Regions from separate parts of the Mus musculus genome. Here region 1 is linked to region 2. Evidence: chromatin contacts called from ENCODE POLR2A ChIA-PET data. All regions are on one chromosome and are shown on one strand. Each heading gives the region's core, a stretch centred on a gene start or an enhancer-like site at or near the end of the contact. The rest is flanking DNA. Distances are from core to core; before and after follow the strand shown. Region 1 has its middle 15 kb from the start of Gm34991. Region 2 holds the start of 5033430I15Rik (RIKEN cDNA 5033430I15 gene).

Evidence for each region. ChIA-PET counts read pairs that join two places held with the same protein, here RNA polymerase II (POLR2A).
Region 1: POLR2A ChIA-PET joins it to region 2 with 20 read pairs in Patski. The contact joins the enhancer-like site here to the promoter of 5033430I15Rik in region 2. POLR2A ChIA-PET finds 5 or more read pairs at or near these places in 3 of 5 experiments (Patski and embryonic stem cell).

What each region holds. Positions count from the first base shown.
Region 1 is chr13:46,004,710-46,007,710 of GRCm38, reverse strand. No RefSeq gene overlaps it. Among named protein-coding and RNA genes, the nearest start is that of Gm34991, 15 kb to the left of the region's middle. Within about 2 kb of position 1,435, at least 1 of the 3 ENCODE cell types and tissues checked has a DNase peak (open chromatin) inside an H3K27ac peak, as active enhancers do.
Region 2 is chr13:45,963,938-45,966,995 of GRCm38, reverse strand. It overlaps 5033430I15Rik (RIKEN cDNA 5033430I15 gene), which reads right to left and starts at 1,772. Exons shown (of 2, transcript NR_167678.1): 1 at 1,613-1,772; 2 at 488-1,085. It overlaps Atxn1 (ataxin 1), which reads left to right and starts at 2,005. Exons shown (of 8, transcript NM_009124.6): 1 at 2,005-2,181.

The DNA of each region.
Region 1 (3,001 bases), core at 186-2,685, 41 kb before region 2:
TATTTTCTCCCTTCTCCTCTTTGTTTCTCCCACTGCCCTGAAAGCAATGTGTTGAGCTAACTATATATGATGGATGGTCGAAGGTTGAGATAGGCTTGAGATAGACTCTGTGCTTTCCACACCACTCCTGGGTGCATCAAGTTGGCTACAGTTACTGCTGCAGGGATCTGGCCCCTTTCTGGCCTGGGACCACCCCTCTCCAGCCTAGGACTGCCCCAGGGACTGGGCTCACAATTTTAGAGGGAGCTAGTTGTGGTTTCCTAAAAAGAAAATAATAATAATAATAGTAGTAGTAGTAGTAGTCGTCGTCTTTGTCGTCGTCTTGAAAGGTGATTAGTTTGTACCAGAAGAGAGGCTGTACGAGGCTGGGGACAGAGAACAAATGACACTTTCAGGGGACACTTGTAGGTAGGTCGTGCTTTGCAAGTATTTCACTTGTGTCTTTGCATCTCCGTAATCAAGAAAATGGAGTTTCCTTTTCTGACCCACTTCGGCATGAATAAGAGTAGCCTGAGTTTTATGTCTGAGAGCAGGTAGGAGGTATATCATTTGTTTTATATGTATCTTCTTCCTTTTATTATTTAGGGCATATTTTGCATGCATCTAGGTATTTTTTAATTGCATTCTTCAGGGTGAGGGCAGGAAACCAGCTGCTTCACTAGAAAAAAAACCCTCATTAATGAAATGGGCTCTCTGAACACATAGAGCAAAGAGCTGAATAAAGATGACGTCAGCTTCCTTAGAGTGCATTTTCATTCAAGGTTATCATCCAAGTCCTGCTGGAGGCTTGTGCAGAGCAATTGATCTCCTGACCAGCTGTGTATTCCTCTAGACCAGATCTGCTACAACCTGTCACTTAGGGAGTCCCTCCCATCAGCTGCCTTGTTCTGTATCCTTTTCTCTCCAGTGCAGGGATGAAGCTGTCCTCTGGCTCTGAAGGTCCTTCCTGACACCCCCACCCCTGATTTCTCTGCCTAATGTGACTTTCAATGACCTACTTTACAAACGGTTTGAACTTGGCCAGAAGCCAAGACATTGAGGGTGCTTTGGTGGCTGCAGGCAGGGCTGCTGGTAGAAGACAGCAGTTCTCTCAGTGGGGTCCCTGCAGAACTGTGTGCATGGTTTTATCTGGATGGTGGTTACATTGTTTTTCTTTCTTTCTCTCTCTCACCCCTACCCTTCAGGGCCTTGCCTGTTTCAATTCATCTTTCCCTTCCTAGAGTCCAGGCTATTGATTGGCTGGAGCTGGCCCTTAAGTCAGAGAAAGGCAGCCAATCAGAGCAGGTCTTTGCCCTGTCTCCCTGTGGAAACCTCTGAAGTAGTGATGAAAGTGAAGGAGAGGCTGCAGGCTGAGCTCCCAGGGGCAGTCCTAGAGAGTGCTCTTTCCAGGGCAAAGTGGGGAGGACTCAGAGCCAAATTCCAGATCAGCCTTCCGTGGCCAAGCTTGTCCCTGGCTCCCACGCACAGCTTTAGCAAAGCCTGGCTCCTGCTCAGCTTACTACATCTTGCTTTTAAAACCCGCATGGCTGCAGGGGGAGCGAGGAAAGGAAGGAGTGAGGAAGAGGGCAGAAATACTGGAAATGATGTGTGACCTTGACACTGTAGGACGTGATGAGCCCCCACCCCCAGCCCCACCCCCGAGAACCCTTTTCTCCCTAGCTTCAGGGCTGCCCACCTTAAAAGGAAGCTGGCTTTGGATCAAGGGAAATTATCTGAACTTGTAAATCGGCTTTTAAGTGAGTCTTCCCTGGAGCAGCTGCTCTGAATTTAGAATAGGTACAGTTCTCAGCATCCGCCATCTGATATGACTCTTCCTAGGGTGAAGTATTTGTCTGTACGAGCTTGAGGGGAAGACAAGACGGCCTGCCGGGTTTCCCCTTAGGACATGTGTAGTATGATAGTCCCTGCCTTCTCGATCCACTAGGCCTGGGATGAGGGTAGCTAAGTGGTAGAGTGTATGCCTTAGCACATGCAAAGCCGTCAGCTCAACCCCCAGCCCTGTAACAATAATAGTAACAGCAGTAGTAGTTTGGCCTGCTATCAAATATGAAGGAAAAGGGCAATTATAGTTTAACTCATATTTGAGTCTAAAATGGAACATTCAAGATTTGTCTGAAAGACTCATTTGAAAAACAGACAGGGAACATCTGACTTACTGCCCAGAGAACATCCAGTCGTCGTTCACTTGATCTTTGAGATTTTAATGACATCTTCTTCCTCAGTCTCCCCACTCCCCACCCTTGCTTCCTTTCTGTTGACAGGGAATCTGGTGAAGCCCATCGCTCATTTCCCATCCCATGTTCTGGCCCTGTGGCTCCTGCTTTATGGAATACAATCACTATAGAAAGTTGCCTGAGAAAGGGAGGGAACCCGTGGAAGGTTGACTATGGAATGGTGTCCCTGAAGTGTGATACTGTTCTTGGCTTTATGCACAACATGGGCCACAACATGGGCTGATCCATCATCACATCTTCTTTGGCAAACTAGCCTTTCTCTCTCTTCTTCCCCCCTCCCACCCCCCACCCAGCATCCTGCAGCTTTCTGGCTAACAGATGTCAGAAGAGGGACAACACAGGAGCCAGCAATTCCCATCAGTGGGATCACGTACACATGTCTCTCCTTGGCAACAGGCTTCAGTGTAGAAAGCTGAATGAGGGGCTGAGACGATGGCTTCTTGGGTAAAGTGTTTGCTGAGCAAGTCTGAGTAGCAGAGTTCAGATCCTCAGCACCCGTGAGCAGGGCAGTTGGGGTATCGTAGACCTGCAACCCTGGAACTGAGAAGGGTGATCCTGAGATACGGAGAGCTAATTGGCTAGTCAATCTAACTGAAATGCCTCTGGGTTGGACGATAAACTCTGTCTCATAATGTGGAGAGCAATAAAAGACATCCAAAGCAATCCTTGACCTCCACACGCACTTGCTAGTAAATAACCATGAACATACATGTGCACACATACACATCAATTCACATATACACACACAACAGCTAAATAAAAGTCCT
Region 2 (3,058 bases), core at 523-3,022:
GCTTTGTCGGTTTCACAGGCCAGCCGGAACAATACCTGTAGCACAAAGCAGACGCCTTTCCCACAGGCAGCCAGCGAGCGTCTGCTCCATTTCAAAGACAGCTTTACCAAGAGGGAGCGAAAAGACACCAGTCAGTTAAGCTCTGAACTGTTAACCTTCACCTGGATAAAGCTCAGGAGGGAAAACAAAACTAGACAGAGCCCCGACAGGAAACTCAACGTTAACCGTCCACTAGAGGCTGTAATGAGACCAACAATGTCACTTTAGCATATGAAGTCTAATAATCGCGGATCCTCAAGTGAACAACACAGTTTATAGGGAGTGGGGGCGGGGGGGGGCGGTGAGAGGGAACAGTTGTAGTTCTATTTAAGCAACCGTGGATGTGTGCACGGTATTTCAAAACCTGAGAATAGATAATGTGTCCTACACCACAAACACACACACACACACACACACACACACACACACACACACACACACCACTGCATCTCTTTTATTTTATTTTATTATTATTTTTTTAATTTAACTTCTGAAGTGCCGGCTCCACAATACAGTAGTTTAAACGCGCACACGTTTCTCTTGGTGATTCTGTACGCTGCTTCAGACAGTGACTAATTGTTGGGTCATACGTAAACGGAGCCAAAAGGTCTCTCAAATCCGGCTTAGAGTCAATAAATAGTAGTGGCTTCCAGCGAGACCAAGGGATCGAGTTTCCAGACTCTCAGTTCTAAGCACCTGAAAGAGGTCAGATGCTGGCCTGACACCTACTGGTCTTCAAGAATTTTCTGCTGCAAAGAGAACGCGGCACTGAGCGACCCTCGTGGGGATGTGATGGCTCTTCTTTCGGGTGCCACACCTGTTGGCAAGGTGAACGCCTCCAGAGAAGAGTTCTTCCCTCGAGCTTACGCTTGGCTGAGGTGTAGCCGGAGGGGGCCGGGTGGGGAGTCCACGTCTGCGTTTAGCCACCGGGACAAGGTGGGTGGGGGAGCGTTCCTTCGCTTGGTTTCCCCGAGAACCACCATCGACTGACTGCTCAGTGCACAGGTTACCTCGCTTGCGATGAAATGAATGATCCACAGTTAGCCCTGAGGAGTGAGTGAGGTCGGTTACCAGGGCTAGCTAGAGCTGAGGCGTTCCATGCCCACAGCAGATTTCGAGACCAGCAGAATTTGAAAGGAGGACCGGGAGGTCGCCAGCTTGTCCAGGCAGGAAAGGTGAGGGTGCCAGTGCAAGCTGGGGAAGCCTGAGAACTTTCCCGAGTTGCAAGCCAAGGCAGCAGGCGCGGGCCTTGCCTCGGATGACGCAGGGCTGGCGGGTTGGAGGGTTAACAGTAAGGATACAATGAGTCCTCTTTAGATGCTCACCCGGGGGGCACCAAGGGCACTTCGTAATTAGAAATCAGCCGACTTCCCCGCCCCCTTGGGTATTTTACCAAGTAGGAGCCAAATCCTGACACCCGTCGCTGCGAGTCTCCCAGGTTGCCTGAGTTGCACCCTGCACTCACCCTGTCCCCCTCCAACTAGGTTGCAGGGAGCCGGGGAGGCGCGCGAGCACCGATCGGTCACCACTCCAATGACCTCATCGCCCCAACTTCCCCGCCCCTTTCTCAAACCTGGAAGGCACAGTCCCCTCCGGTCGGTGTCGGGGATCCGGAGCCACAGTTGCGGAGAGACAACCCGGCCTCCCCTGGAGCGAGCGCCGCTCCAGCCCGGGTGCATAGAAGGGTTAAGGGCGCGGGCCGGCAGCCGCGCCGTGCGCTCGCCGTGCTCTGTGCGGCTCGCCGGGCCGCCTGCCAGAGGGTGCCTCCCCCCCCCCTCCCCCCCCATGAAGTCGGATCCTTGAGCTGCGGCGGCGGCAGCCAACTGCTCCATATTTGGCTTCTATTACACATTTACATACTGGAGCGAGCGAGCGAGCGCGAGAGAGAGCGCGAGGGAGGGAGGGCGGGCGGAGGGAGGAGGGAGGGGAGGGGGGAGGAGGAGGAGGAGGAGGAGAGAGCAGAGTATACCGCAGACATCATTTCTACTACAGTGGAGGAGCCGTACAGGACCTGTTTCACTGCAGGGGGATCCAAAACAAGCCCTGTGGAGCCGCAGCTAGAGCTACAGCAGCCGCAGGACACTGTGTCTCTCCCTCTGTTACCCCTTCCCCACGCAACCCCAGATCCATTTACACTTTACAGTAAGTGGCTATTTTTTTTCCTCCTCTGATTCTTTCTCTCCCCCTCCCCCTTCCACCCCGATTTAGATTAAAATCACCCCCTCCCGCACCCCAATCTGCTCTCTCCGGAGAGGGGCCAAAGAACATCCAGCATACACCCCCCCTCCCCCAGTCTCAATGGGCTGCACGGAAAACAGCTGGAAGAGGAGCGAAGGAAACCGACGCGTCGTGGTGTGTGTGTGTGTGTGTGTGTGTGTGTGTGTGCAGGCGCGCGCGCGAGTGTATGTGTGACTGTGTGTACATACACTAGTGCCCGGCTCCAGCCTCCCGGCTCGGGACCCCCTCTGGGAGCAGGAGCGGCTAGCAAGGGCAGCAGATAGGGGCTGGGTGGGCGGCCGCCAGGAGAGGGGGCGCGCCCGGGCGGGGGGCGCGGGTGGGGAGAACGGCGGCGCCCCGTTTCGGCTGCTGCCGGTCCGGCGGCGGCGAGCGGATAGAGCCCGGTCCTCCTCCTTCCGTGTGGCGCAGGGGGAGGCGGCAGCCGCGGAGGGTCGCGCTGCCCTCTTCGCTCCTCTCCAGTCCCCCCTCCCGGGTGGGGGCGGTGAGCGCTGCGGGGGCTCGAGGGAGGGCTGGGCTTCCCCGCCCGGGGTCGCCTAGCTTGACAGAGGCAACCCCGAGCTTGGGGTCTCCCCGCCTAGGCCAGCCTCTCGGGGCTACGAGGGGACCAAGAGGGGACTTTGCGTGAGGCTAGGGGCGCGGAGAGGTGGCGCCTCAGGAGGCAAGGGCGCGCGGGCCATCGCAGCGCAGCGGGAGAAGACCGGCCCTAGCTGCAGCTGCCACCGCCGCCCTGTTGGTGCGGCCGCTTCCTGATCCAGAGCAGCAGCAGCAGACGCCGCCGCCA